Regions from separate parts of the Homo sapiens genome. Here region 2 is linked to region 1. The links are chromatin loops, found by intact Hi-C in ENCODE. Cell type or tissue: Calu3. All regions are shown on one strand. Links, peaks and the distances in the headings refer to the core of each region. The heading gives the core; the rest is flanking DNA. Region 1 overlaps LOC105377329 (a long non-coding RNA gene). Region 2 holds the start of LOC105377328 (a long non-coding RNA gene).

Region 1 (16,424 bases), core at 9,213-11,712:
ATGTGACTAATAAAAATGGAAGGCCTCATTAATTTTATTTAACTGTTAATCACCAGATGTTGTGAGCCATATGGAAAAAAATTTAATTTAATGTTTTCGGAGATATGAACGGTGTGTACGTGTTTGTGTGTGTGTCTAAGTACAGTAAAAATAGATATTTAGATCCTTGTAAAGGGATTTTGTTTTATCAGCTCTTTTATTTAAACGGTAGATAGAGAAGCACTACATTTGTGATAATATCACATTAGCACTACATAATATTTTTTAGCTTACAATATATATTCAAAGGCACCATTTTACCTGATTTTTACAAGAGTACTATTTTCACAATTTTATTACAGAAGAAACTGAAGTCCAGAGAGCTCAGAGTCACAAAGCTAGCAAGTGAAAAGACCACGGCTGGAACCCAGGAGAGCCTCACTTTTCACCAAAGTCTATGAGAAAAAGTGGAGGAGAGGCATATCATCGAACTCATTTCCCTGGTGCCTTAGAAAAATGTATTAGGTTACTTCTTACCACCCCATATTTCAATTATTCCTCCCCTTACAAAGGGTGCTAGTTCATAGTCTTGTCCTCCTATTGCGGCTACCTGGAGAAAGAAGATATGGCTTACTGATTCATTCAATGAATTTTTGTAGTACTTACCATATGCCTGGAAATGTGTTGAGTACTGCAGATATGTCAGTGAATAAAACAATATACCTGAATTCAGGTTACATTTGTTCATAGTCCACTAAATGATAGGGTGAAACACTTTTTGCATTACAACCCTGAGAGTTCAGAATTCCTCTACTAACCCTTTCCAAAGACGTAAGGAGGAGCAAAGACAAATACACCAAGAGGGCAGGGACGTTATGGAGATAACAGAATCTGTTATGTGTGGAGTTTAAAACTCAAAGTATACATATAGTTTCTTATTCACATTTTCTCACCTTCCTCTTTTATTTCTTCTTTCTCTTTTACTCTTCCCAAATATCAGCCAACACTTCTATTTTATCTCATCTAACCAAAGTGAGTATTGTGTATGTTCAGTCATCAGGGGTTTAGAAGACCAAGTCCCACCTAAAGAATGAAGCTTCTTCTTTGAGAAGCCTCTAGTAGTGATACCTGAAACTGCAAGAGATTTTGACAATTTCCTTGGTACAAGTCAAGGTCTGGTTTCCTAAGGCTTGGGATTACTTTCTAAGTTTGAACCTGGGTCATTTCAGAATGTCAAACTGCAAGGATAGCTACACATATGAGTGAAGTTCCACAGAGAGTATGAACTCATAGTGCTCAGAAAGCTCATCATATAATCTCAATTAAAAACTTCACCTGGCCAGGCTGTCTTGAAATTCAACCTCAGTCATTTTAGTGTAATGATCTGACTCTCCTGGTCTTATCTGTTAGCAAGACATTTGGGGAGGCCATTCCAATTGTAAATCATCTGTGCTTATTACCAGAGAAACTTCCCTTGTTTACTGTCTCCCAACTTCTGTGGGCCCAACTATATCAATAATAACATTAAGTGTGACTGCGTTAAATAATGCAAAGCAAAGTCTGAAATTATCAGGGTAGATAAAAAAGCAAGATCCAACTATATGCTGTCTATAAGAGAAATATTTTTGATTCAAAGATACAAATAGGTTGAAAATGAAAGGATGTCAAAAATTCAACCAACAACCAAATAAGGCTGGAAGGTTTATTCTAATATCTGACAAAATAGGTTTTTAAACAACAACAAAAAGAATTGATACTATAGATAAAGAGAGTCTTATTTTTTCTACACCCACAGCTGTGAGATGAGAGACATTTTATGATGCAAGGAGTTCAATACATCAGGAAGATAAAAGAATTATAAACATGCATACAACTAACAACAGAGCACCAAAATGCATGAAGCAAAACCAGAATTGAAAAAAGAAATGGGCATTTAAAGAATGGTAGTTGGACACTTCAATGCCCACTTTCAATAATGAATAGAACAACCAGGCAGAAGATCAATAAGAAAATAAAATATTTGGAAATACTGTAAACCAACTAGACCTAAAAGACATCTATAGAACACTCCACCCAACAACAGGAAAATATTGTTCGTCTCAAGTGCACATGGAATATTCTCCAGAATAGACTATATGTTAGGCCCCAAAACAAGCCCTAATAAATTTAAAATGATTGAAAATATACAAATATGTTCTCTGACAGCAATTGAATGACTTTAGAAATTAATAGTACAAAAAATTTTGAGAATTCACAGATATGTGGAAATTAATCAACACACTCCTAAATAACCAATAGGTAAAAGAAGAAACCCCAAGGAAAATCAGAAAATAATTTGAGATGAATACAAATTAATATACAATATGACAAAAGTTATGTGATGCAGTTTAAACAATGCTTAGAGAGAAATTTGTAGCTGTAAATGTCTATGTTCAAAAAGAAGAAAAATTTCAAGTCAATATACTAACATTCCACTTTAATAGACTGGAAAAAAAACAGTGAACTATACTTAGTGCAAGTAAAAGAAAAGAAAGAGTAGAGATTGGAGTGGAAATTAATTAAACATAAATTAGAAAAATAATAAAAAACAACAAACTGAAAGTTGTTTCTTTGAAAAGAGCAACAAAATTAACAAACTTTTAACTAGTTTGACTGAAAAAAGAAAAAAAAGATTCAAATTACCAAAATCAGGAATGAAAATTATACCTTACAGAAATTTAAAAGAAAAAAAAATTGTAAACAAAGATACTATGAACTATTGTAAGCCATCAGATTAGATAATCTAGATTAAATAGATAAATTCTGAGAAAAATACCAATTACCAAAAATATCTAAAGAAGAAATTTTTAAAAATTGATCAAACTATAGCAAGTAAAGAGATTGAATTAGTAATGAAAAAAATAAAACTTTGCACAAAGAGAAGCCCAGATCCAGATGGCTTCATTGTTGAATTCTACCAATTATATAAGAATTCTTCACAAACTCTTCCAAACAACAAAAGAGGAGGTAACACATCCCACCCATTCTATAATGCTAACATTTGCCTTATATCAATACAAAATGCATCACAAAAAATATAAATCGGTATCTTTTATGAATGTAGATGCAAAATCCTCAACAAAATACTAGCAAACTGACATGGTTTGTATCTGTGTCCCCACCCAAATCTCATGTCAAATTGTAATCCCCAGTGATGGAGGAGGAGCCTGATGGAAGGTGATTAGATAGTGGGGGTTGTTTCTCATGGTTTAACATCATCCCCCTAGGTGGTGGTGTGGTGAGAATGAGTTATCATGAGATCTGGTCATTTAAAAGTGTGTATCACCTCCCCCCCTCTCTTTCTTTCTCTTGCTCCTGCCATGTAAAATGTGCCTGCTTCCTCTTCACCTTTCACCATGATGGAAAGTTTCCTGAGGCCTCCCCAGAAGCCGCTATGCTTCCTGTACAGTCTGCAGAACTGTGAGACAATTAAACCTCTTTTCTTTATAAATTACCCAGTCTCAGGTATTTCTTTATAGCAATGTGAGAATGGACTACCACACAAACTAAATTCAGAAACATATGGAAAAGATTATAAATCGTGAACAAGTGATATTTATCTCAGGTGTGAAACGTTTTTTTAATATCCAAAAATCAATTAGTGTAATATACCATTTCAGTAGAATAAAGGACAAAAACCACGTTTATCTCAATTGATGCAGAAAAAGCATCTGACAAAATTCAACATCCCTTTATAATGAAAACACTCAATAATTTAGGATAAAAAGAAACTTCCTCACCTTGAGAGAGTCCCTTTCCAACTCCTGGGGTCACCCAGGGCCAGAAGTACCTTTGGGATAAGGTGTCCTGATTCAGACCAGGACCCTTGTTACTGGTCCCCTTTTTCCCTTTCAGGGTATTGTCCAACTCTCCCACCACCACAACCACCACTGCCACTGTGATGCATGAGGTCCACTATGGAGTTATCTGGCAGTCTCTTGGCCCAGTTTTAGAAGAGTGACCTGGTGAAACGATTACTCACACTGACCAGCATGAGAATTTGTTCATAGTACTGGGCTGCCAGTTTGGTGCTAATGTGCCCATATTGAGTGATTCTCACTAACAGCACACAAAGGACAACTTCAGGGCTCTAAGCTACCGAAAGTCCACCATGCTCTTCAGGCTTGAGCCACATATGTGGGTCCATAGATTGTTTCTCACCCTTCCATATTTCAGCTGCTGATGACTATAGGTTCACTTCCTAGTTTATAGCTCCCAAGAACCATGGTTGTAGCAGTAGATGTCCTTTACTCTGTGAACCCCCTTATCGCTGGCACCCAGAGCAGTCACCCCATCCTCTCTGAAGGCTTCATGCCATGCATCAGGCAGTCCTCCAGATGTGGCCACATCTATGTCCTCCCTTCTGATTTATGTTCTGTCTTTCTCATAATCAGTGTGGTGCCATTGTACTCTCCTCAGTCAGCCTTAAGCCATACCAACAATAATATAAACACTTCTTATATGAATAGGATAATTCTTCTTTTTCAACCCACAGAGCCTTTGCCTATTTTCCCCACTGGTAGGTTGTGTGAAGAGGGGAAGCTTGCAACCAACATTTAGAGAGATCACATTCTGGGGATGTTGTGATTACTACCTAAAGAGTTCTAAAGGAGACATGCCCTTGCATTGATCCTATCAAATTCTGAACAGTGAATGTAACATGAGCAGGAAACAAATTACTCTTCACACTTTCCTGAACACCCTAGCTAAAACTTGTATGTGTAGTTGTCATCAATAAAGCACAGTAGCAATGTCTGAGACTGTTGCTGGAAGCCAGTATTCACCGGCAGCACTGTGAGGGGATGAGACTACAATGGATTTCTCAGGATTCCTGTAAGGAAACCTGCCTTGCTGGGGTTTCTCACAGACCATGAGAATTAGAGCTGTCACCATTTGTCCAGTTAACTGCTCAGATACAGCCCAGACTAGGTTCCTAAGTTAAACCCCAGAGTGTCAGGATGACTGCCTGCCGTCTCTCTAGTATTTACATTTGAAGGAGGAATGAGGCACTAGGAACTTGGAGACTTTTATAGACTGCAAAAGCAGAGGCACTGGGGATTATCTGACATGACACCTGGAGAGATTTTATTTACATGTCAAACATTGGAGTTAGGTTTTGGGCCTATGACTTTTCCAAGGAGGGGGACAAATCCCTGCTTTCTTGGAGCAGAGAAAAATTACTTTTCCCTAATCTATCACCTATGGAGTGTCTCAATCTTTGTGTAAGATATTTGATCAGGCCCTGATTGTGTCACCTCAGGGATAAGCACTGGGGCAAGGGACTGGAAAATGCCAGTCCCAGTTGAACAGCTTCTGGGGATAGTTTCCTAGGTAAAAACAAGTTAATTTTTTTCATAAAAATTAAACTTTTCAGAATATTGCCAATAAAGGCAATCATATTCCAACAAACTGGTTTTGAGACAACATTTCCTGGATTTCTATGAAATGGTAGAACTAACAGAGAAAATGTAAATGGATATAGAATTGAAGAGTGATATGCAGCAAATAACTTTCCTAAAACAAAATCTTCAAACAGCTCAAAAAGATGGAATGAAGCATGAGCATTTTAATTTATTCTGACAATATAGTAGTTCTTCAAGTTCTACAGAGCTTCATAGTTTTCATACTCATTACTGCATCAAGAAAAATCACTTAAAGACTGAACTTCAGTTTGTCATCTGTAAAATGGGCATAATCACATCTACCAGAGCTGTAAGGGGGATACAAAAGAATGTGGGTAAAGTATTTGACATACCCCCTAGTGTAAAGTGCTCAATAAATTCTAAGCAAACTAAAATGTCAGAGTTAAATGACTGCCTTAACACAAATTGCTAATGATAAAAGTTTATTCACAGTTTGTTAGAGACAAAGTCAGAATCAGAATTGCTGATTGTTTTCTTTTATGTCATGAGTATAAGTATTGGATTCTAGAGCTCCTACCAGCTCAGACCTGTTTGTACTTATTTATGAGAGCCAACTGTGAACAACACTTCCTAACCCTCCATTTGATAACATCATGTTTGTAACTTGAAATCGACCATGAGAAGATTATCTACACCACAGAAATTAGCAAATGCTACTAATCAAGGATTATGTTTATAGGGGATCCAGTTATTAAATATGCACCAGCATACCACTAATCTAGCTTATAGAACTGGACCCAATGGCACAGGTAGTATTCGGTTCAATATCATGAATGTGATGCAGACATCCGCTCTCTGAGAAACCACTAAGGATTTCAAGTCACAGGTCCCACTACAGTTAATATAGTTTCCAATGTGTACTTAATTACCTAGAGGCAGCGTCCAAACTGGGTGATTCTCACTCCATAAGTCACTAGAGGTCTTTTTTTAAGTCTTATAGTATTTGTTTTCTGAGCATTGCCTTTCCCTATATTTCTTGAAGGCAGAATAAAAGGCCTTCAGAAAAATCAGAGCATTGATTTTTATTTCCATCTCTTTTATGTTGGCAGTTCAGTGAAGCTTCCTCCCTAGGCAGAATTAATCACTCTGGCCTCTGTGTTCCCTAGCATTTTGCTCACTGTTAATATTGCCCTTATCACATTTTGTTACTGTCTGATTTTTTCCTGCCTCTTTTCTTGGCAGGATCATGGGCTGCTCAAAGGCCTCCCATTCACCTTCTCATCACTAGCACCCAAAATGCACCTGGCTCGCTGTAGGCATTCAGTAACTGTTGAACTGACTTGATCTGGTTCAGAAGAAAATAGATACAGCCAGCTTCTTTTGATAGATATTTCTCAATTAAAAGAGGGCTGCATTTTGGAAAACTAACTAAGTTATTTTTCTAGGTCACAAAAATATTTAAGCAGTTCCTTCTATAATGAAATGCAAATCACATTCTAAATGCAATGGAGAAGGAAAAGACACAGCAGTGGGATTTCTGTCAAGGAAGGCACAGAGTGTACGTGAATTCTTTATATGTTACCAGGAGCTCTAGGTGCTCTGATACCACAATGAAATAGCCTGAAGGTGTAATATACAATTAGTACATGATGTTACCTAAATGTATATTCTAACTCGACAGTTATTTACTTCACTAAACATTCAATCCCCTTTTAGAACAAATATTTTCTAAGGTCTCCCTTCATTATCCTAGAATTCATAGAGTATAGCCTTCTTAAAGTCATTATTTCAATAAATCAATGTCATATCCTAATTGTAATCTAAATAAAAATATTAAATTAGGCAATTCATAGTAAAATAATATCTATTTTGATATGAACACTAGAAGACATATTAAGTGGTCAGATGCTTACCTCAAAGCATCACTATGGATCGGTCAGCCACAGTGTACACTGATACGGGTGGCTTGTACTGGTGATTGGGATAAAAAGGTGTTGGATCTGGCGATGTGATTTTCAGAATGAACAAAAAATCTGCAAGAATTTAGAAAAAGACAAAGTGCGTGTTACTTTAGATTTACATGGCAGTCAAATTCCTGGAAAAGTTATCATATATTAAAATTGCATAACTACTTTCCATATAAAATTGAGTTCGGTTCTAAAGTTGGGTAATTATAAAACCCTTACAGACTATAAACATGAATGTCTGGGAAGACTTCAAAAGTCATGTTCAACGTGGGTTAAGCTTATTGTGTGGGATTTTCCTGCATATTGAAGATGTCTTTCATACCTGGCACCCACCCACTATGTGCTGGGAATCTACCCACCCCTACTGTTTCACTATGACAACCAAAATTGCCTCTATTTCCCAAACAGCTCCCAGTGTCTTAGAACCACTGACCTAAACAGAATGTAACCTTTTGGTAAAATGAAGATATTCTTACCAACCTTACCTAAATCCCAAGGCTGATGTGAAAATCAAATGAGAAAAATGTTTCTGAAAGCCCGTTATAAACCACAACACATCAAAGAAATAATAAATATTATTCTGTCTGCCAAGACTTAACGTTGGAGCAAATTTGGAAATTTCTAGCACTTCCATAACTCTGAGACCTTGTCACTGTGACAGTATTACCTCTAGAAGACTGTCTCTCCATGCCAAGTAAAAGACTGTCTCTCCATGCTAGAGTGTGCTGAATTAACTTTTTTCCTATTATCTGTTCTTGCTTTGGTATTTAAGAAGCAAATCTAAACTATATCATACTAACTAGTTGGTACTGCCATCTAGTGACTTACATAAACCAATCGGCCAGTTCTGTCAAATTTAGCTATTCAGCCATTTAAACAAATTGAGTGCATAAATATTCTATTTTCTGAAACTCACATTTTTCTCTCATTTACGTGAAGGTTTTTTTCTGGGAGAAAGCTGCTATTAAAATGTCTTTTAAAAATAGCATGCCACTAGCACTTTGCTGAATGGCTGCTTCACAGCATGATAATATTCACTATGAATTTTGCAATGTGTTTTAACTAATGCTCGCAGGTACCTAAACCTTGATATCCACATTAGTAGCATTTATTTTTCTGTATAAGGAAAGTAAGGGATGCTTTGGTGTCATGACATACAGATTTATTCTGGATTTTTTTCAGATTTGGCCAGTATGTCTTTGCTCAAGCATCCAAACATCTGACCTCAGTGACAGTGTTCAAGCAGTTGGAATCTGAGCAAACTGCCATCCATCTTATCTGATTTCTCAAACAAGTCCACCTCTTGCCCAAGGAGCATCACCAGTAGAAGCTGAAGAGGGATTTGTGCTGTGTGCTGTGAAGTGTCATCTGAGGTCAATGTGTTGTCATTGATGGCTTGTGCAGGAATGTCAAGATTCAGCATGTGACTTGAGCCCTGCAGCCTACACGCTCTATAAGGCTCGTGGCTCAAGAGATGATTCCTCAGAGGGCTGATAATGAAAAAAGCAAACCTCCATTTGCGTAAAAAAACACATAAATCTGCACTCTACTTTTAATTACACTTTCTCTTACTTTTTTTGCCCAATGATAGTTTAAAAATTTATAGCATAATTTTTTGCCTTTACCACCAATTTTTCTAAATGCAATATTGTATCATTTTCTGTATTTTAAAGGGATAAAGCAAAAATACAAAAACAAAAAAAAACATATATTCCCCAAATGATTAAGGTCCTATGCTGGGTTTTTTTTTTTTTTTAACTCTGATTCATTGAAGAGAGTCAAGTCCTTCTCACCTGTATTATTTTAGCACCCTGTGTTACTTTCTGGAAGTATTTATCACAACAGTAATGGATTTGGGTTAAAAATCTGCAACCCTGCTAGAACAAAGACAACATAAGACCAGGGAAAGACAGCATCTATCTAGACCAGCTTGACCTCCCCAGAGCATAGCACAGGTTCTTCTTACACAAGTTGGCACTAAAAAGAATATTCATTAAATGAAAAGTAAGTGAACAAATGCCTTAAGATTTGACTTTAAATTATTTCTTCTGACAATCATCTCTACTTATTGTAAACCACACACAAAAAGTCAATTGCTACCACTTTTCCTTGATCTTAGCTCTATTAACCCAGCTTTTATGCTAATGGGCTATTAAACTTGTCTTAGTTGCTTGATATCTTTGTTGCTCAATTTCCTCATTGATGAAAATCTGAATATTACAGTGAAAGTGATAATTTGTGTCTCCTTCTTCTACTAATTATGCTTTATTTCTGTTTTATAGCTTATCATCATGTCCAGAACTCAACGAACAATGTCAAGTAACAATGATGATAGAAGAATCAGACTCTTGGTTTTTAAAGACCTATGGGAAACGTCATTTGAATACACCAAGCCCAGTACCCATTTGCTTCCAAAGAAGTGTTGTCAGAGTTACTTTTTGAAGAGTATCCTCCTAAAGGTTCTAAGATATTTCAAACTTAGAGTCTAAGATCAAAATGAAGAAAATGGGACAAACAGCACAGTTTCTTTTAAATAAGCTGCTACTTTAATACTTTAAATCTAGATCCTGAATTATAACACAGTAGTAAAATCATTTGAGTACTGGCAATTAGTTGAAAAATAGCCTTCTGAGGTAATAATTTGCAGGAAAGCCCAAAGATTTAATGTTTTAAGTATTCTTTTTTTTATTTGATCAGTGTAATTTTCTTGTTCAATTTAATGATGATGTTAACATTAGACTGTCCAAAACCTTTGATTTACTGCTAATTGTCAACTTCTGAGCCATGCTGAGCAGACTCTCACACCTTCATCCATGGACATAATTATGTGAACCCTCTCTTTAGTAGTCAAGGCCATAGATTTAAAATATAGGCAAAATAGTAGCTCTGAGGAATCCTTTTTACAAAAACCAGGGTTTATGTTTATGATTTTTAAAAATCTACCTAAAAATGTATAGATAGCTTCTTTGCCCTTTTAGAACCACCCTTAACGGTTTTTCCTCTGTGTGACTTCTGGCATTTTCCAAATGTTCTACAAAGTGCCCACAACCATTAAATGATTTTCCCTTTGTCAATTCGGATCCATTTTCCACCCTCTTCTGTACCACAATATGCTCCAGGAGGATCTTCTCTATGGGCTTCCTTCCTTACACTCTGGTTGCAGATGAGTTTGGTCAGTTGGAGGCACCCAGAGCAAATCAAAAGTATAAGGAAAAAGAATAGATTTATTCACTCACTCCTCACTGGACCATGGTATTTGCCAGTGTCTGCAGTTTTCTTCTGCTCACCCTCACTGCTGCTGGGTGCCTTTGCAGAGCCACTCGATGGACAACACTCTGGTACTGGAATAATCTAAAACAATGCTCAGTTTTTTCAGATGACAAAACACTGGTGATTCAGTTGTTAGAATCTTCCACCTAATTTGGATGTCACACAGCTATCCTATAATTTAATGTTATACAATTTTTACGTTTTAAGCAATGAAATAGGATAAAAAATGAAACACTTTATCAAACTGAACTCAATGTGCAGAAGACTCATTTAATACACACATGTCTAACACACATGCACATACCACACATACAAATATGTGCACGTGCCTATATATATATAATTTAATCTGCATAGTTCAAAGGCAATAATTAAATTGGAATTAATTAAATCAGTTCTTTTATAGAAATATTTTACCAAACTACCACTTAATAGTAAATCCTATTTTAAGGGAATATATTGCACATAAACCCATTTAGTATGTTTAAAGTAGATATCAGTATGACTTAGGCTATCCTAAAACATCAACCTTTAAAAGGCTTTAAAGTAGCTATTACATCCACTTCCTCCACATATATTGTTTTTATTTTCAAATCATATGTGCTTTGGAAAGTGGCTATGCCTAAGATAGTGTTTTACCCCAACTCTTATTTTTTTTGTTATAAATTAGTAGTTTCTACCTCATGAAGAGTGTATCCATCTGCTAGGGCTCCCATAATCAAATACCACAGACTAGGTGGCTTAAACAAACAAACAAACAAAATACATGTTTTCCAGTTCTGGAAGCTGGAAGTCCATGATCAAGGTGCCAGCAAATTCAGCTTTTGATGAAGACTCTCCCACTGGCTTGCAGACTGCTGCCTCTCCATGTGTTCTCACATGGCCCTTTCTCCTCTGGTAGGATTTGGAGAAAGAGATCTCCCTTTTTTTTATTTTTTATTTATCTCTCTTTATTTTCTTACAAAAACATCAGTCTTATTGGATTAGGGATTCACCCTTGTGACGTCCTTTAACCTTAATTGGTTTCCTAAAGGCCCTATCTTCAAATACAGTGACCTTGGGGGTTAGGACTTTAACATATAAGTTTAGGGATGACATAATTCAGTCCATAAAATTCTGCCCTCTGGCTCCTGCAAAATTCATGTCCTTTTCACATGCCAAATATACTTCTTCCATCCCAACAGCCCTGAAACTCTTAACCTATTCCATCATCCATTCCAAGACTAAAGTCTCCTCTAAATCAGGCACGATGAGACTTAATGAGACTGATGCTTTGTCCTGAGGCAAAATTTCTCTCCAGCTGTGAGCCTGTGAAACTAGACAAGTTATGTGCCTCCAAAATACAAAGGTGAGACAATCATAGGATAGGTATTTCCCTTTCAAAAAGGAAAAAATAGGAAAGAATAAAGCGGTGACAGGTTTTAAAGCAAGTCCAAAACCCAGCAAGACAAATTCCATTCAACGTTAAGCCTCGAGAATAATCTTTTTGGCTTTATGCTCTGTTTTCCAAGCCTACTGTGGTGGCACCTTCACCCCAGGGCCCTAGGCAGTGGCCTCACCCTCTCAGCTCTTCACAGGGGCATCCTGGCCCACTGAAATCAAGGGGGTGAGTTCATCCTCTGAAACCAAGGAGGAAATAGCTTTACCCATGGGCCTGTGGTGGAAGTGGCAACTCTGATGATCTTTAAATAGCCTTCATGGTCATTCTTCCCTTTTCATGAAAGATAAGGCATGATCATCACTGGGTGGCTTTACTGTCTCATGTTTTAAATCCCAGAAGTTGGAAAACCTTTCTTCATTTTGTCCTATCTCTATACCCTTCGGTTCAAACTCCAGTGACTTTGCTGGTGTAAGCTCATTTCTTCCTGGCTTCTGCTGAGATGGCTGATTAAAATTATGGGTAATCCCTTTATTAGGTGATTATCCAGACATAACCTTGGTGTGCTCTCCTGAATATTCTTTCTCTTGTTTTGCAATATGAATAGGCTTAGGATTTTCCAAATCTTCAAGTTTTGGTTACTTTTTGCTTACTAATTCCATCAATCTATCTCTCTCTTCTCACATTTTACTATAAGCAGTAAGGAGAAAGCAGGCTGTACTTTCAACACTTTGCTTAGAAATCTCCTCAGCTAGAGTTTCAGTGTCATCATTCACAAAACCAATACAAAGGAATTGTACATAGCATTGTATTTGAGTTGAAGGTGTTTCCCATGAGGTACATATTAACAATTCAGAAGCCATAATACATGTGTAGTGAAAGTGAACAATTAAGTAAAGGAATGGCAACTGTGGGAGCCAGGTTTCTCACAGTTGGAGTGGGAGGTTATAGACAGGTAACAGAAAACCAGAATGATTCATGTGGTAATAAATGAGTTCTAAACATCAGTATGTGTATTAGGGTTCTTTAACAGGACATAACTAACAGGATAGATGAATATATTAAGGGGAGTTTATTAAGAATTGACTCACACAATCACAAAGTAAAGTCCTACAATAGGCCGTCTGCAAGCTGAGAAGCAAGGAAGCCAGTCGGAGTCCCAAAATCTCAAAAGTAGGGAAGCCAATAGTGCAGCCTTCAGTCTGTGGCTGAAGGCCCAGGAGCCCCTGGCAAACCACTGGTGTAAGTCCAGGAGTCCAAACGCTGAAGAACTTGGAGTCTGTTGTTCGAGGGCAGGAAGCATGCAGCACAGGAGAAAGATGGAGACTGGAAGACTCAGCAAGTCTGCTCTTCCCATGCTTGCTTTTATGCTTGCAGCTGATTAGACGGTGTCCACTCAGATTGAGGGTAGGTCTGTCTCTCCCAGTCCATTGACTCAACTGTTAATCTCCTTTGGCAACACCCTCACAGACACACCCAGGAACAATACTTTGCATCCTAAAATCCAGTCAAGTTGACACTCAGTCTTAACCATCACAGTATGAATTAATTTTTAGCTCACTGTAAATACATATGGGGCAATATTTATATATTTGTGTACATACACAGGTTAGTATACACACATATATTTTTTGCTTTGTTAGCTAAGAGGACCTAAAAGAAATGTCACCCTGGAAGGGATGAGCACACCTGGTGCCTAGATCTTGGTTTCTTTTTAATAGTACCAATTTTATTCTCCAATAAAGGGAACCAGAGTTCCTTGGATAAATGGCTGACTGTAAGGCTGGGACAAGAAATATACAAAATGAGAAATATATTAGAAGAGATGAGAAAACATTGTAGCGTCCAAAAGTAAGAAAGTACTCCAATTCACAAACACATACACACATGCAGGTGCACACGCACACACATTGATGGGCATATCAAAGGGACATAAGAGTTAACTGAGAGAGCTCCCTATGGCCAAAGTTGAAATTTTTTATTTTTTAAGAGATCAGTTCTCATTTTGTCACCCAGGCTGAAGTGCAGTGGTGTGATCACAGTTCACTGCAGACTCAAACTCCTGGGTTCAAGTAATACTTCTGCCTCAGCCTCTTGAGTAGCTGGGACTACAAGCACATGCCACCACACCTCACTAATTTTTCAGTTTTTTGTAGAGACAAGAGCCTTGCTCTGTTGACCAGATTGGTTTTGAACTCCTGGGTTCAAGCAATCCTCCCACCTCAGCCTCCCAAAGTGCTGAGAGTACAGACATGAGCTTCTGTATCTGGCCCAAAGTTAAAATAATTTGAGCAACAAATAAGTAAAGTGGTATTGGATTATCACTCAAATTGTAAAATAGCCTGAGTCCATATTGATATAAATAAATGACTAAGTAAATACATTATGGGGCTGGGCGTAGTGGCTCACGCCTGTAATCCCAGCACTTTGGGAGGCTGAGGTGGACAGATCAGTTGAGGCCAGGAGTTCAAGACCAGCCTAGCCAACATGGCAAAACCCCGTCTCTACTAAAAATACAAAAAATTAGCCAGGCATGATGGCACGTGCCTGTAGTCCCAGCTACTCCAGAGGCTGAGGCAGGAAAATTGCTTGAACTCGGGAGGCAGAGGTTGCAGTGAGCAAGATTGCACCACTGCACTCCAGCCTGGGCAACAGAACAAGACTCTGTCTCAAACAAACAAACAAATTAAAAAAACATAATGGGAGGCTGGAAAAGGCAAATCCCCCATGCAGGAGAATTGTAAATAATTTATGTGTATACTTCACCAGATGCTTCACTCTCAAGGAGGGAGAATATAATTTCTCACTCCTTAAATCTGTGCTGTGCATGGTGACTTCCTTTCAAAGACTATAGACTGAAGTCCAGGTGTGGTGGCTCACGCCTGTAATCCCAGCACTTTGGGAGGCCGAGGCGGGTGGATCACGAGGTCAGGAGATCGAGACCATCCTGGCTAACATGGTGAAACCCCATCTCTACTAAAAATACAAAAAACTTAGCCAGGCATGGTGGCAGGTGCCTGTAGTCCCAGCTACTTGGGAGGCTGAGGCAGGAGAATGCCGTGAACCCAGGAGACAGAGCTTGCAGCAGTGAGCCAAGATGGCACCACTGTACTCCAGCCTGGGTGACAGAGTGAGACTCTCTCTCAAAAAAAAAAAAAAAAAAAAAAAAAAACAAAGACTACAGACTGAAAAAGGGTAAAAAGTAACTTTACAAGGAAGAAACCTAACACTACCTCAACCAGTTGACCAAGGTTAACATCAGCTGTGATGAGTCATGTGGCTATTAGCTACCCTTGATAAGAAGCAATGAGAATTGACCTTGATCTCTTCCTTACAAAAACCCTTATTCCAATCTAATAGAAAATAAATGCAAGTTCCAACTGAGGAACATTCTACAAAATACCAGACCAGCTTTTGAAACAATTGTCAAGGTCATCGAAAACAAGGAAAATATGTAAAACTCCCATAGCAAAAAAAAAAACTAAGGAGAAATGATGATGAAACATAATGTGGCATCCTGGATAGGATTCCAGAACAGAAAACAAAAGCATTAGGTGAAAATCAAAGAAATGTAAATAAAGTGTGGACTTTAATTAGTAATAATGTATCAATAGTAGTTCCCTAATTATGACAAATGGCCCAGAGTAATGTAAAATGTTAATAAAATGTTAAACTGAGGATGGGGTATACAGGAACAATGTACTATTTTCATAGTTTTCTGTACATCAAAAAAGTTTAAAAATAAAAAATAAAGTTTATTTATTTATTTTAATTTTTTTTTATTTTTTGAGATGGAGTCCTGCTCTGCTGCCAGGTTGGAGTGCAGTGGTGTGATCTCAGCTCACTGCAACCTCCACCTCCCAGGTTCATGCAATTCCCCTGCCTCAGCCTCCCAAGTAGCTGGGATTACAGGCACGTGCCACCACACCGGCTATTTTTTTTGTATTTTAGTAGAGACAGGGTTTCACCATGTTGGCCAAGATGGTCTCCATCTCCTGACCTTGTGATTCGCCCTCCTTGGCCTCCCAAAGTGCTGGGATTACAGGCGTGAGCCACTGTGCCCGGCCAAAAATAAAGTTTATTTTTTAAAAACTGTAATTTAGATTACTTCTTTCAAAATGGAAATATGTCTACCACATATGATTGAATTTTAAAAGTAGATTTTTAAAGGTTTTATAGTAAATGCTATTGACAATAATAATTAGAATTTTACATCGAAATTCTTTCAAGATATTTATGAAAAAGTAGGAAATTCTAGAAACATACTTCTCTGGAAGTTGATGATTCTGCCACGTAAATGTGAACCTCTGCAAAGCTGGCCAAGCTTTTACTCTAGAGTAGCATACTTAGTCAATTCATCTGTGCATCAGTTTTCAAGTGGTTTCTCGTAGCTCATGATCTGCAGTAGCTGATGAGTTTTTAGGACAT
Region 2 (16,424 bases), core at 8,790-11,289, 100 kb after region 1:
GAGCAGACATTGCAGACTGTTACATTAATATGAATTCTACATTTTAAGAGGACTTCCTCCAAAGATGGGAAAAAGAACAAAAACGGTTTCAGTTTCTTAAGGAAAATATTGGAATTATGCCAGTTTTCAAGAATCAGCAGTTTGGCAAATGAAAATCTCACAAAACATAAATAAATAATTTTATAATCAAAGTTGCCATAGTGCAACATCTGTCACTTCACCCTTAACCTTAAACTGTTTTTCTCTATGACATTTTAGGAGGTTCAATATTTCTATTAAGCTGTGGATCACCTATTTCTTAATACTTCACTAACCAGTTCACTTGTAATACCCAAGAAATAAATCTTTCAGGATCTTTACAAAGAAATGCATTTTTATAAAGATTTCCTGAGTAAAATATATTGATCTCAAAAAGGCTTGGAACATCTCTGTTTATTTATGCCTTCATGTTTCCCTGTTTCTAGCATCTCCCACAGACAGATAAGCTAGATTTCTTTTTCTTTCTCACAGCAGTCTCCTGAGTCTAGTGTGCCTTGAGTAGAAGACCGTTAAGACACTTTCTGAACCTGAGATTCAGTCATCTATGAATGTAAAAGGTCTTTGAAGTGATCAATTAGAATTAACATTGTAGGTTTCAAGTCCCTTTAGCTTTCTCCTTTTCAAAGCCGAAAATTAAACTCATTAGGCAAAAAGAAATCAGGAGGCCAATTTTTTGCAAATTATGGTTCCCTTGGGGTGCTTTCCTAGGGAAGAATTAAAGGATAAGAAGCTCATTTGCACTCTAGGAATGAATAATAATGGCTTATAATGACCATGACAATAAGCACCAGCCTATGCAGTCTAGGGCTTAGAATAAATCAGGGTGGATCTAATACGTAACAGGCAGTTGGCAGAGGGCCTAATGAGAAAGGCAATGATTTCTGTCATGCCTTTCCATTAATTTGTGGTTTGCTTTTTGTGGGTATTGATCTGTAGGTGACCTTTAAGAAACGTCTCTTCCAGGCATGCTTGGTTTCTCTTATCTCTTGATTTGGAGATCACCAGATGTTACTGAGGAAGACCAAGAAGAGAAAAATATGTCTGAAATATGTTAAGAAGGCCTAAGCAAATATTCAGTCTATTTTAGTCTATTTGAGTGAGTTGCTAAGCCTAAGATATTAATAATTGTCAAGAGGGTTATTTGGGAAAACCCAGCAAATTGTAGTAAATCTCTTTCTAAATCAAATATTTCCTGAACTGAATTGTGAGTGGAATAGTAAAAACACTTCACACTTACAAAGTCGATGATACCGCAACATCTTCTTAAATTCTTCCATAAAATAACACTATCATTCTTTCATCCATAAGTGGAATATTCTGAGGCCAGCTGCGTCTATGATAGAAACAGGAAGCAGCCAAGTCCCCCTGTGTCCGGAATTGGGGGGTTCTTGGTCTCCCTGACTTCAAGAATGAAGCCGCGGACCCTCGAGGTGAGTGTTACAGTTCTTAAAAGCGGCGTGTCCGGAGTTTGTTCCTACTGATATTCGGATGTGTTCCGAGTTTCTTCCTTCTGGTGGGTTCGTGGTCTCGCTGGCTCAGGAGTGAAGCTGCAGACCTTCGCGGTGAGTGTTACAGCTCTTAACGCGGCGCATCTGAAGTTCTTCGGTCCTCCCGGTGGGCTCGGGGTCTCACTGGCTCCAGGAGTGAAGCTGCAGACCTTCGCAGTGAGTGTTACAGCTCATAAAGCCAGTGCAGACCCGAAGAGTGAGCAGCAGCAACATTTATTGCAAAGAACCAAAGAACAAAGTTTTCAAAGGGTGGAAGGGGACCCCAGCGAGTTGCCACTGCTGGCTGGGGCAGCCTGCTTTTATTCTCTTATCTGGCCCCACCCACATCCTGCTGATTGGTAGAACCCAGTGGTCTGTTTTGACAGGGCACTGATTGGTGCGTTTACAATCCCTGAGCTAGACACAAAGGTTCTCCACCTCCCCACCAGAGTAGCTAGATACAGAGTGTCCATTGGTGCATTCACAAACCCTAAGCTAGAAACAGGGTGCTGATTGGTGTGTTTACAAACCTTGAGCTAGATACAGAGTGCCGATTGGTGTATTTACAATCCCTGAGCTAGACATAAAGGTTCTCCAAGGCCCCACCAGAGTAGCTAGATACAGAGTGTGGATTGGTGCATTCACAAACCCTGAGCTAGAAACAGGGTGCTGATTGGTGTGTTTACAAACCTTGAGCTAGATACAGAGTGCCGATTGGTGTATTTACAATCCCTTAGCTAGACGTAAAGGTTCTCCAAGTCCCCACCAGACTCAGGAGCACCCAGCTGGCTTCACCAGGTGGATCCCGCACGGAGGCTGCAGGTAGAGCTGCCTGCCAGTCCCGAGCAGTGCACGCCAGCACTCCTCAGCCCTTGGGTGATCGATGGGACTGGGTGCCGTGGAGCCGGGGGCAGCGCTCGTGGGGGAGGCAGGAGCCCACGGAGGAGCGGGGAGGCTCAGGCATGGCGGGCTGCAGGTCCCGAGCGCTGCCCCGTGGGAAGGCAGCTAAGGCCCCGCGAGAAATTGAGCACAGCAGCTGCTGGCCCAGGTGCTAAGCCCCTCACTGCCGGGGGCCGGCGGGGCCGGCAGGCCGCTCCAAGTGTGGGGCCTGCCGAGCCCACGCCCACCTGGTACTCGCACTGGCCTGCAAGCACCACGCGCAGCCCCGGTTCCCGCCCGCGCCTCTCCCTCCACACCTCCCTGCAAGCTGAGGGAGCCAGCTTCGGCCTTGGCCAGCCGAGAAAGGGGCTCCCACAGTGCAGCGGCGGGCTGAAGGGCTCCTTAAGTGCCGCCAAAGTGGGTGCCCAGGCAGAGGAGGCGCCCAGAGCAAGCGAGGGCTGTGAGGACTGCCAGCATGCTGTCACCTCTCACCCCGACCCCCATCCCCCCAGGTTAAACCCTGCCTTCAAGCCTAAAACAGCCTGAGGACTGAAAAACTGAACTGCCAGTCCCGGATGAAGCCCGCCCTTTCCCCACCGCCCTGCAACCCCCCCACCCCCACTAACACCCTCCCCACCCCGCCACCACACCCCCTCCCACACCACCCCTTATTCTTTCTGAAGACGGAAAGAGAAGCTGTGCACTGAGAGGCCGCGGTGGGGCATCGGGAAGTTCCACTGTTTGCAGGGAGGAGAAGCCTGGCCTAGGCTCTCCTGTTCCGGGGTGGTGACCTGGGATTCAGTCTGTGAGATGGAGGCCTGTTAACAGGAACTCCTATCGCTTTGCTGAGTTTTTTTTCCTTTTCGCCCAATACATTTCGTTCCCCCTCACCCTTCAAAGTGTCTGCGAGCCTAATCTTTCCTGGTCGTGTCACAGGAACCCACTGTTTTCCTACAATATCTATACAAACAAACTCATAAATCATGTGGCTTCCGCTGGTCTTTTGAAAAAAGAGCAAATTAACTTGAAACTAAATGTTAACATTTTAAACAACCAATTAGAAACTAGTATTGAAAATTAGTTGTTTGGTTAAGACAAGCTGTATGTTCTATAAAGTAATGATTGATTTTGTCATTTTGGGAGAAAAATGTTTAAAAAGAATTGGTCCCTTGGTATGTAAATACTAAGTTCCAGAGAAAAAACATAGTCTAAAATTCAAGAGCTGAGTAGCACTGTGTTGAATTTTACTGTTTTCAATTATTAACAAATTCTTATTTTTAGTTACTCTCAAAATTTGTTAAGACACTAAACAGTATAGTGTAGCAAATGTTTCAAAGTTAATGAGAATTATTAATGGTAATTTTTATCATATGCCCTCCCTACAATGCTAGTAGATTAATAACTAAATACGGAAGTTACCCACAGCTTGGCTGCCAGGAAGAATTATATAAACTAATTAACAGAAAACCTTGCGGGAAACTGGTCTCATTAAAAATCTTGATAAAAGAGGGGAAAGATGCCATAAAGAAAAAAAAAAACAGATTTTCCTACATATAACCATTGTTTCTTTGTAATGAAATATATCGTAACCAAAATAAAAGGTAAAAGGCTAATAAAATATTTTCAGAAAAAAACATGAAAGGATAAAATGCAAGCACATATAAGGAAAAATTAGTAAACAAAAAATTGAAAAAGTAAATAAAATTTTCATTAAAATTTGGAAAACATACCTAATAAATATACACAGTGTAAAATAAGGTAATAATTTATGCTAATGTGTATAATAAATGTGTATAATAAAATAATTTATGGTAATGTGTATATGTACATTGATATCATTTTAGAAACCATTTTTATTCTGGGTTCCAAAAATTACATAAAAGTCTCCTTCAATGCAGTAATCTCACTCTAGGGAATTTTCCTAAAGATTATCTAAAAGAACTAATATATTTCTATTCATTGCAGATTTACTTATAACGGAAAAAAACCTAGCTACTTGGCAATAAGAAATGATTAATTAAATTCTGGCCTATCAATTCGATGAAGTATTATTGGGCAATAACTAAATTGTTATTTATGAGACTTCTGTAGCAACATTTGATAAACATTAAGTGCAAATAACTGTCAAAAACTTTACATAGCTACCAAGAATAGAAAAGAATGTGGAAAAAGTTTTGAGTGGAAATATCGTGAATGCTATGTCTAATTTTTTGCCACATTTTTATTGTAGCTTATTTACAGGGAAGGACAGTAGATTAAAAGCTTGCTCAAGCTTTTATTGGAATTCAGTGATTTCAAAATAGTGAAATATAAGCTATTCTAGCTGAATTTGCATTGTACTGTTTTTCCAAAAACAACATTTTTCAATTATAAATGTGCTCTAAAGAATATTCAATAAAATATTTCACTAGTGCAGTTAACTCAGACAGACAACGTTTGACAGGACGTTTTACTGAACTAATTGATAACGTTTTGGATTTCAGAACTAGGAACTAAGTAAGGTCTGGCACCAGGCCGAAGGCAACCCAGATGGAACCCCAGCTGTTCTAAGTAGAAACCATCTCGAAGTTCTTAGTGAAGAGAAAGTAAAACTGATACGAGAACTCTCCTCTCGTATATAATTTGCCTATATGGTTATATGAAAAAATCGATACGAGAACTCTCCTCTTCTTTATAATTTACCTATATGGTTATATGAAAAAATTGTCACAGGAATTTCGTTAGAATGCAAGCTCAGTCTGCCCGCAAAATGCTTTGGCTGCTTTTTTTTTTTTGAAAGGGAGTCCCACTCCGTCGTCCAGGCTCCAGTGCAGTGGCGCAATCTCGGCTCCCTGCAAGCTCTGCCTTCTCCCAGGTTTATGCTATTCTCCTGCCTCAGCCTCCCGAGTAGCTGGGACTACAGGCGCCCACCACCACATCCGACTAATTTTTTTGTATTTTTAGTAGAGACGGGGTTTCACCATATTAGCCAGGATGGTCTCCATCTTCTGACCTCGTGATCCGCCCGCCTCGGCCTCCCAAAGTGCTGGGATTACAGGCATGAGCCACCTCCCTGGCCTGGCTGCTTTCTTAAAACCCTGATTCAATTAGAGCAGGGGTCAAAAGCTAAGGGCCTGGGGGAAATCTGGCTTACAGATTTTTGTTTGTGTGGAAATAGCTTTGATAAAGTTTGAACTGAAATACCTTATGGTGGGGTTAGCCGTCTAGACCAATTCAGACATTTATGTTACTTGCCTGGATCCCAGAGGCATTTGAGCTGATGATGTCTGTATTAGAACATTTGGGACCCTGAACTGGTGGAGAAGTGACTGTGATCTGAAAAGTCTTCTGAGTGGGCCCATTATGGGAGCCCCCTAGATCTCCCTAATTAGTTGATAGTTCAATTTTTCTAGGAGGCCTAGGGCTGTGGCAACTGAATTTGAATTCTTCAATGTATGTGGTTGCAGAGGTTGGGGAGATAGGATCCTCTCACCCCTGAGCTTTCTTATCTTAGCCCCAGGGGTTGAGATATTTTGCACCTGTTGTCCTGGGATCAAACTATCAGTGTAAGGTTGGAATCAGTCAGCCTTCAGTAAGTTGAGAAAGTGCTAGAAGGCCCTTTTCCCTTTTCTGTGCTTCCTACTGGAGAAAGGCAGCTCCCAGCAACCCTTAATTGACTGTCAGATATAATATTCTAATATAATGATGTTGGCATTAATGATAGTATATGGAGAGTCTTCTGCCCCTGTTTAAAAGAAAAATACAATCATTTGGAACATATTGCAATTAGGCATGCATCTCACATAACACCTTTTACCTGAGAATCTCAGACGTGTATAGAAATTAGCTGATTTACCTTTAATGAATGATATATTTTTAATTCTTAGAGCCTGCAGACCGCATATAAAAAACATAAATGGAATTCCAAGGTTGAAAGAAAAAGACAGAGCGTAAAAACAAATAAAATACATTGTCTTTTCAGGAGGGTTGAATATGTCCAATGGGAAGAAACATTGCATGTGATAGATAAAGGCATCAGTGTGACATGCTTATGAAAAAGCACGTTTTGCCCTCTAGCATTTTTCACCGTTAGATTCAAATAATAGTTAAACATTTCTCCTTTGTACCAAGAGCATCTATTACTCAGGCATCTTTAACTTTTGGTGACATCTACTGTACAAAGGGGAAAATGCTGTGGAGTCATTCTAGGAATGATAGTTGAGCTGCTTAGAGTGTATCTAGCTGTTATTTCTTCTTCTTCTTCTTCTTCTTCTTCTTCTTCTTCTTCTTCTTCTTTTTGTATTCACAATGCTATAACTTTTTTGATATTTCTCCTCAATATAAATAGTCCTCATTTTAAAAAGTAAAGATATTTAAATAATTTCCATATGCATTGTGTCATAGAAATATTGACCTGAACTGGCAAATTCTAACTTAATGTTCTGGCAAATAGTTTAAAGATTGTATTTCAACTTAATAACTTTGCTAAAACTCTGGTCTAATATTAGGAATGACATTAAGGTGGATATTTAAGTACATTCTCTTGTATTTAAAAACAGCTACATCTGAAGGCTGATTAAAATATTATCAATATTATAATAGTAATATTTACAGTAGAACTTGAATTTTAAAGGCAATTAAAGCTCCTAATAGGTTGTCAACTTTACTTTCTAGTCGCTGTTCTAGCTATAAAAAATAAGCACAATTATCTAGTATGCACCAGAAAATAGGCATCATTTATACACACTCCTAATTACACTCCATCTCAATCCTTTGGCTCTGTTCCACAAGTGATGGTTTGAAAAACACTTACATACTTCATAGCTCTTGATTATAACTAGGAAAATCTCTGAGGCATATGGTAAATCAACAACAAAGTAAACCACTTTTTAATTGAGTATTCATTATTTGCAGGTATTCTGCAAGACACATTTACCAATTAAGGTGATAAAATCATCCAGCTCCCAAAGAAAAGTTCAAAATAGGAAGATCTCAAGTTCTATAAAACAGCCTAGTCTCACCCACTCCTGTTAACAGGTGAGAAGATATTTCCCCCAGTTGACTATGGTTCTCCAGTTCTTAAAAAACAAACATAGTTTTTTCTAATTCTGTGAAGAACGTCATTGGTAGTTTGATAGGAATAGCAAAGACATGGAATCAACCTAAAAGACCATCCATGGTAGACTGGATAAAGAAAATGTAGCACATATACACAATGGAATACTATGCAGCCATAAAAAGAATGAGTTTATGTCCTTTACAGCATCATGGATGGAGCCAGAGGCCATTATCCTAAGTGAACTAACACAGGAACAGAAAACCAAATATCACATGTTCTCATAAGTGGGAGCTAAACATTGAGAACACATGGACACAGAAAAAGGAAACCATGGACACTAGGGCCTGCTCGAGGATGGAGGATGGGAGGAGGGAGAGGGTCAAAAAACTACCTATTGGGTACTCAACCTATTACCTGGGTGAAAACATAATCTTACACCAAAACCCCATGACACACAACATACCTATATAACAAACCTGCACATGTATCTCTGAACCTAAAATTCAAGTTCAAACAAACAAACAAAAATGCTTATTCTTCTAATCTTATTCTTCTTATGCATTGTAATCTAGTAGACAGACAGCCATTTCAAAGTTCATGGTAGGAGAAAAAACATATATGGTTGAAATAAACAAAACTAGAGTCTCGTGCAATGTTACATGAACAGGTTGAACTATTAAGCAATTCCCTTCCTATTGTGACTTCCTTTTCAGTCCTCAATATCCTTTTATTTAAATGACCCTGAGACCCAATAACCTGCTTGAAAGGATTAACCCATGTCAATAAATACATATATACATACATGATTATCTTTATAATTATGTGATTTAGTAATTACATATTTAATTTAACAATTATGTGATAATAATTATATATGGTAATCTTAATTATTCTGTGAATATTTATCAGCAAGGTTGGCTTGCCTATGAACAATAAAATATATGTTATCTCTTAAGGGTTTACAGCGTAGTAAAAGAATGCATCAACAGTTGAAACCAAAACAGAATGCGTTAAGCGACCAGATGAGGTACTTAGCATGAATTTAGGATTTAGAAAGAAAGAGTACTTCCAGCTGAGGGAATCAGAGGAAATTTTATGGACAAACTGATCCATTTGGTCAAATATGAGCAGTGTGTTTATTTTCAAAGTGGAGGTGTAGGTAATCTAGGTAAAGAGAAATTCAAAACTCATGTCACCATGGCAGCAGGAAAGCACAGACAAGAGTGGCCCATAGGTCTACTCATTGGATACACACTGGCTATGAAAGAAGTGACTAGGAAACAAACAGAGGTTGGGCCATCTCATAAAGGGAACTGAATTGCAAACGATGGAGTTTGAATATTTTCACCAGGAAAATTGAGTTGCTCATTTCAGATCCTTAGATCATGGTAGAGAAGTGTTTCCATATCTGCCTCTCAAGTCAAATTCCTTTTAGCGTCTACTCAGAGCTATTTTCCTGGGTTGGGTTTACCCTAGCCTCATTCTTCTTATGATTTTGATTTCTTACTGGCCTTAAACTAAGGCTTTTGGGTCTGTTATTTGCTATAAATCTTTTACACTAGATCAGTTTACACTTTGGATTCTGAAAAATCTTTGTTTTCCCCAATTTCTCTCAATATTACAAATTACAGACCAGTGGTCCCCAACCTTTTTGGCACCAGGGACTGGTTTCATGGGAGACAATTTTTCCACAGGCCAGCAGGGTTGGTTTGGGGATGAAACTGTTCCATCTCAGATTATCAGACATTAGGTTCTCATAAGGAATGCACCACCTAGATCCCTTGCCTGCGCAGTTCATAATAGGGTTCACTCTTCTATGAGAATCGAATGCCAAGGCTGATCTGACAAGAGGGGGAGCTCAGGTGGGAATGCTCACTCACCTGCCTCTTGCCTCCTGCTGTGCCGCCCAGTTCGTAACAGTCCGCAAACTGGTACCAGTCCATGGCCCGGGGACCAGGCACCCCTGTTAGACAACCACCATTTTGCCCTCAGAAATTACTTCTTATACTTACTGTCAATTTTAAAATACTTTACATTTCCTCCCCAAATATATTTTATCATATTCAGTCCTTGAATTTCCTTGATCACTTGTAGTAAGTAAAGGAGTATCCTGGGAATCCATCGGTCATCTCCCCGGACTATGGAAGGTGGGAAAATAATAGCATAGGAAAAGGCAAAGAGGCAGGAGGAAACTTCACCCAGACTTAGTCACTCTTACCCACCTTCCAACAACCCTGAGTCACTTTCTCTTAAAGTGTGAAATAATCCTTTCTGTGACCTGTCAACAAAATACAGAAACAACAGTTTTGAAATGCCTAATATATAGGCCCCAAAATATTCACAGCTAATTAAATTCAGTTGATAATTCAACTGCAAATCATAAATATACATGCTACTTGAGATTCTGCCTAGAATTTAATTTTCATCCTAATTCTAGCAATAACTAACCATTTTTCCACTATATCAAGTTTTGGGTTTTAAACACTAGGTCAAACAAACACAATCTTGAGGTTTCAGTCTATGAGTTTATAAATTTTTAAAATCATCTATCACTATTCTTCTACTAATCTCAGCTTATTGTAAAATTAAGTCACCATATGTTCTTTTTAGTTCGTGGTCTCAAGGAAAATAGGACAATTTCAACTAATAAAAGGAATTATAAAGATTTTTCACATTTCTAGAACTAATTATTAAAATGTTTGCATGAATCAACCAGCTTAATTTGGGCTCTGCACAAGTCTACAGTAAGTAGGTAAAATGACCATGAATAAATCACAGTTCTCTCCATAATTTCAGCTTGGTCCACTTGCTTTGAACTGGTGTTCCCACCTGCTTCACTCTCCCTTAGATCACATTGTCAGGACTGCCATCTACTGACAGAGCTGGCTGCATCTAAGTGAGATGATTTAAAAGAGTGGCCATGTCATTTGTTGACCAATCAGGACAGCTTTGAGAGTCCTGATGTAAAAAAAAAAAAAAATTTTTTTACATAGTGCTCCTCAAAAAAAAGTTAATTTTTTTCTAAAAAGAAAAATACAGATCTGTACAACTGAAACAAAATATTTAAAACTTCTTTGTATTCATTTCATTTTCTGAACCTTAAAAGATAATATAAGCAGAATAAATATTCTTGGTACATATCCATGTTCTAAAATAAAATTTTTTAGTGATATCTTTCTCTAATACCATGTCACTGGAATTTTCTTGAAAAGTATATTTTTAAAATATAATTTTATTATTTTTACATTTTTAAATTTAAATGCCTTTCTGAAATCATTTGATTTAACGTAAGGGATGATATATTTTCATTTAAATTTATCATCTTATTCAGTGCTTTCTATTTTTCTTGCCTATTTTATATTCCCTTGTCTCTCCATTCTTGCCTTATTTTTTTTTTTCAACTTTTAAGTTTCAGGGTACATGTGCAGGATGTGCATGTTTGTTACATAGGTAAACGTGTGCCCATGGTGGTCTGCTGCACCTATCAACCCATCACCTAGGTATTAAGTCCAGCATCCATTAGCTATTCTTCCTAATGCTCTCCTTCCTGTCTCCCCACTACAACAGGCCCCAGTGTGTGTTGTTTACTCCCACATGTCCATGTATTCTCATCATTCAGCTCCCAATTATAAGTGAAAAATGCAGCGTTTGGTTTTCTGTTTTTGTGTTAGTTTGCTAAGGATAATGGCTTCCAGCTCCATCCATGTCCCTTCAAAGGACATGACCTCATTGCTTTTTATGGCTGTATAGTATTCCATGATGTATATATACCATATTTTGTTTTTTATTTTTATTTTATTTTAGGTTCTGGGATACATGTGCAGAACGTGCATGTTTGTTACATAGGTAAATGTGTGCCATGGAGATTTGCTGCACTTATCTACCCATCATCTAGGTATTAAGCCCCACATGCATTAGTTATTTGTCCTGATGCTCTCTTTCCCCCTGCCCCACTGACAAGCTCAGTGTGTGTTGTTCTCTCTGTGTCCATGTGTTCTCATTGTTCAGCTCCTACTTATGAGTGAGAATATGTGATGTTTGGTTTTCTGTTCCTGCATCAGTTTGCTGAGGATGGTGGCTTCCAGCTTCATCCATTTGTCTGCAAAGGAAATGATCTCATTCCTTTTTATGGCTGCATAGTATTCCACGATTTACATGTACCACGTTTTCTTTATCCAGTCTATCATCGATGGGCATTTAGGTTGATTCCATGTCTTTGCTATTGTGAGTAGTGCTGCAATGAACATACATGTGCATGTATATTTATAATAGAATTATTTATATACCTTTGGGTATATACCCAGTAATGGGATTGCCTGGTCAAATGGTATTTCTGGTTCTAGGTCCTTGAGGAATCACCACACTGTCTTCCACAATGGTTGAACTAATTTACACTCCCACCAACAGTGTAAAAGCATTCCTTTCTCTCTGCAGCCTTGCCAGCATCTGTTGTTTCTTGACTTTTTAATAATGCCATTCTGACTGGCATGAGATGGTATCTTATTGTGGTTTTGATTTGCATTTTTCTAATGATCGGTGATGTTGAGCTTTTCTTCATAACGTTTGTTGGCCTCATGAATGTCTTCTTTTGAGAAGTGTCTGTTAATATCCTTTGCCCACTTTTTAATGAGGTCATTTATTTTTTTTCTTGTAAATTTGTTTAAGTTCCTTGTAGACTCTGGATATTAGAACTTTGTCAAATGGATTGATTGCAAAATTTTTCTCCCATTCTATAGGTTGTCTGTTCACTCTAGTGATTGTTTCTTTTGCTGTGCAGAAGCTCTTTAGTTTAATTAGATCCCATTTGTCAATTTTTGCTTTTGTTGCAATTGCTTTTGGTGTTTTCATCATGAAATCTTTGCCTGTCCCTATGTCCTGAATGGTATTGCCTAGATTTTCTTCTAGGGTTTTTATAGTTTTGTTTTTGACATTTAAGTCTTTAATCCATTTTGAGTTAATTTTTGTGTAAGGTATAAGGAAAAGGTCCAGCTTATTGATTATCCAGTTTTTATTGATTTGCAGATGTTGAACCAACCTTGCATCCCTCCCAAGGATGAAGCCAACTTGGTTGTGGTGGATAAGCTTTTTGATATGCTGCTGGATTTGGTTTGCTAGTATTTAATTCAGGATTTTTGCATCAATGTTCATTAGGAATATTGGCCTGAAGTTTTCTTTTTTGGTTATATCTCTGCCAGGTTTTGGTATCAGGATGATGCTGGCCTCATCAAATGAGTTACTGAGGAGTCCCTCCTTTTCAATTGTTTGGAATAGTTTCAATAGAAATGATACCAGCTCCCCTTTGTACCTCTGGTAGAGTTCAGCTGTGACTCTCTCTGGTCCTAGGCCTTTTTTGGTTGTTAGGCTATTTATTACTGCCTCAATTTCACAACTTGTTATTGGTATATTCAGGGATTCGATTTCTTCCTGGTTTAGTCTTGGAAGGGTGTATGTATCCAGTAATTTATCAGTTTCTTCTAGATTTTCTAGTTTATGTGCATAGAGGTGTTTATAGTATTCTCTGATGGTTGTTGTATTTCTGTGGAGTCAGTGGTCATATCCCCTTTATCATTTCTGATTGTGTCTATTTGATTCTCCTCTCTTTTCTTCTTTATTAGTCTAGCTAGTGGTCTATCTAGTTTATTAATTTTTTCAAAAAACCAGCTCCTGGGATTCATTGATTTTTTGAAGAGTTTTTTGTGTCTCTGTCTCCTTCAGTTCCACTTTGATCTTGGTTATTTCTTGTCTTCTGCTAGCTTTCGGGTTTGTTTGCTCCTGGTTCTCTAGTTCTTTTAGTTGTGATGATAGGTTGTTGGTTTGAGATCTTTCTGGCTTTTTGATGTGGGCATTTAGTGCTATAAATTTCCCTCTTATAAGTGTTTTAGCTGCATCCCAGAGATTCTGGTACATTGTCTCTTTGGTCTCATTAGTTTCAAAGAACTTCTTGATTTCTGCCGTAATTTCATTACTTACCCAGGAGTCATTCAGGATCAGGTTGTTCAATTTCCATGTACTTGTGTGGTTTTGAGTGAGTTTCTTAATCTTGAGTTCTAATTTGATTGTGCTGTGGTCTGAGAGACTGTTATGATTTCAGTTCTTTTGAATTTGCTGAGGAGTGTTTTACTTCTCATTATGTGATCAATTTTAGAGTAAGTGCCATGTGGCAATGAAAAGAATGTATATTCTGTGTTTTTGTGTGGAGAGTCCTGTAGATATCTACCAGGTCTGCTTGATCCAGAGCTGAGTTCACGTCCTAAATATCTGTTAATTTTCTGTCTCAATGATCTAATACTGTTAGTGTGGTGTTAAAGTCTCCCACTATTATTGTATGGGAGTCTAAGTCTCTTTGTAGGTCTCCAAGAAATTTATGATTTATGATTTTGGGTGCTCCTGTATTGGATGCATATATATTTAGGATAGTTGGTTCTTCTTCTTGAATTGAACCCTTTACCATTATGTAATGCCTTTATTTGTCTTTTTTGATCTTTGTTGGTTTAAAGTCTGTTTTGTCAGAAACTAGGATTGTGACCCCTTCTGTTTTCTGTTTTCTATTCCCTTGGTAAATTTCCCTTTATTTTGAGCCTATGTGTGTCTTTGCGCCTAAGATGGGTCTCTTGAAGACAGATGGGTCTTGGCTCTTTATCGAGCTTGCCATTCTCTGTCATTTAATTAGGGGCATTTAGCCCATTTACATTTAAGGTTAGTATTGTTATGTGTCAATTTGATCCTGTCATCATGATGCTAGCTGGTTATTTTGCAGACTTGTTTATGTGCTTGCTTCGTAGTGTCACTGGTCTGTGTACTTCAGTGTGTTTTTGTACTGGCTGGTAGTGGGTTTTTCCTTTCTATATTTAGTGCCTCCTTCAGGAGCTCTTGCAAGACAGGCTTGGCGGTGATGCATTCTCTCAGCATTTGCTTGTTCGAAAAGGATCTTATTTCTCCTTCGCTTATGAAGCTTAGTTTGGCTGAATATGAAATTCTGGGTTGGAAATTCTTTTCTTTAAGAATGTTGAATATTGTCCCCGCATCTCTTCTGGCTTGTAGGGTTTTTGCTGAGAGGTGCACTGTTAGTCTGATGGGCTTCCATCTGTAAGTGACATGACCTTTCTCTCTGGCTGCCTTTAACATTTTTTCTTTCACTGAAATCATTTTAAAAGGTAATTTATGATTAACAAATTTAAAATTGTTGGCATATTCAATTGACTCCTCTCTTTAGGCCATAATTAAGAAAAACCTTCTCTGTAGGTGCTGAAGTACCAGAGATATTCAGAGTAAACTCCATTAAATGGCAGGCATAGTCATATATATCATGTGGAATGTTGTAAGAGAAACCAAACTTATAAATTGTGAAGTAGATAACTAAATTAGATTTTAAATGGAATGTCACAAACTAATAATATTATCAATTTAAAGAAGTGGGAGATCAGAGGCCATACAGATTGGGCCCTTCTAGCAATTTTAACAAAAATATGGTATGTTTCCAGTCAAAAATTAAATTTTTTCCTTAGGCTTTGGAGACTAGAAAATCCTTGTTCTGTATTGTGGATAAAACAAACTTAGATATTGATTTTATACCTTCATTTGCACTGGCCAAAAGGATGCTCAGATCAGAGAGGCACTTCGTTCATAATTGTGCAAGATCATAAGTGTACATATTGTCATTATTGTTGCTTGATTTTGCCTTTAAGTTTATTTACTTGAATATATAATATAAATACAAATATAATATAAATTTTGAGTGTTTCAACTGATATAAAAATGTATACAAGAAAAGTTATCTTCACTTTTCTATCCTTCAGCTACTCATACCCCCACTCCCATGAGGAAAAAAAATATCGTCAGTTTCTTTTCTATTCTGTCAATGGTCTTCCAAGACCACTGTGTGTATACTTTTTCTTTTCTTCTTTTCTGTAGGAATGGAGCAAGCCATACACATGATTCTACCTTTTGCTGGATACTTTTAACAATATATGTAATGTAGTTTCCTATAAGGACATAAAGATCTTCTACAGTCTTCTTTATAACTGCTTAGTATTCCAGTTTCAGAATGCTGTACCAAAATTTGGCTATTCCATAATTTATTTAACATGACACGTACTAATTACATTAGGGTTGTTTTCAACCTTTTGCCATTTCAAAGAGTAAAATAATGAATAATCTTATAAATATATTATTATTTTACACACATAAAACATTTTTAATTTTGAAGGTTTTCTTCCAAAAGGTACTCTATACAAGTATTCTCAATTTACATTCCTACACAGATATGCTACATTTTTATTATATTTGCCAATTTGACTGGTGAGAAACAGTATCATTGTGATAGTATTCTCTTATTGTAAGTGAAGTCAGGCAGCTTTTCGTGATTAAGATCCATTTTTATTTTCTGCTAATTTGTATTATTTGCCCTTTTCTATTGGATTGATGATCTTTTCCTTAATGATTTTTTAGAGTTCTTTTTATATTAGGAAAACTACACTTTTGAAGGTAATAGCTGCAAATATTTTTTCCAGTTGGTCACTTTTCTTCAAGATATTTTACCTTGCAGAATTTTATCAATATCATCATCATCATCACTGTTTTATGGAGTTGAATTTATTAGTCTTTTTTGTATATATTCTAAGTTTTGGATCACACTTTATATATATTGTAAGTTTTGGGTCATACTTTCCCTCTCTGAGATTATTGAAAATATATTATTTTGTCAGTCTCCTTGATTCCAGCCCTGCTGTTTGACCTTCATTGTTTATGGAATCCTTTCCAACTATTTTTGAGTCTGGGGTTTATCTGTCAGCTGGTTTTACCAAAGAAGTGATTTGTGTTCAATTATCTTCTTGTTGCCTTCTTGTGATTTCTTAAAAGGAGAAACATTTTGGCTATATGTATTCAGGTTCAAACTGGAAGTCCTTTTTAAGAAAAAAATCTTATTATATACAATGTATTTCTGTAAGTCAAGTCAGATCCTTTGTAGAATGTGAATATTA

Evidence for each region. A loop is a pair of places that touch in the nucleus more often than their neighbours do. Peaks named below come from ENCODE experiments on the same cell type or tissue, not always from the same donor. Only the 100,000 strongest peaks of a DNase experiment are listed, where the experiment ranks them.
Region 2: it touches region 1 in a loop (2.8-fold over the local background); 4 of 110 quality-filtered maps call a loop at or near these places.

Annotation. Positions count from the first base shown.
Region 1 is chr4:89,578,811-89,595,234 of GRCh38, reverse strand. It overlaps LOC105377329 (a long non-coding RNA gene), which reads right to left. Exons shown (of 4, transcript XR_007058469.1): 2 at 7,295-7,414. Among named protein-coding and RNA genes, the nearest start is that of SNCA-AS1, 250 kb to the left of the region's middle. In Calu3, for the core only: no CTCF peak of the experiment used is centred there; no DNase peak of the experiment used is centred there.
Region 2 is chr4:89,476,347-89,492,770 of GRCh38, reverse strand. It overlaps LOC105377328 (a long non-coding RNA gene), which reads left to right and starts at 7,212. Exons shown (of 4, transcript XR_938981.2): 1 at 7,212-7,421. RefSeq lists an enhancer at 2,602-3,194. In Calu3, for the core only: no CTCF peak of the experiment used is centred there; a DNase peak (open chromatin) is centred at 10,310.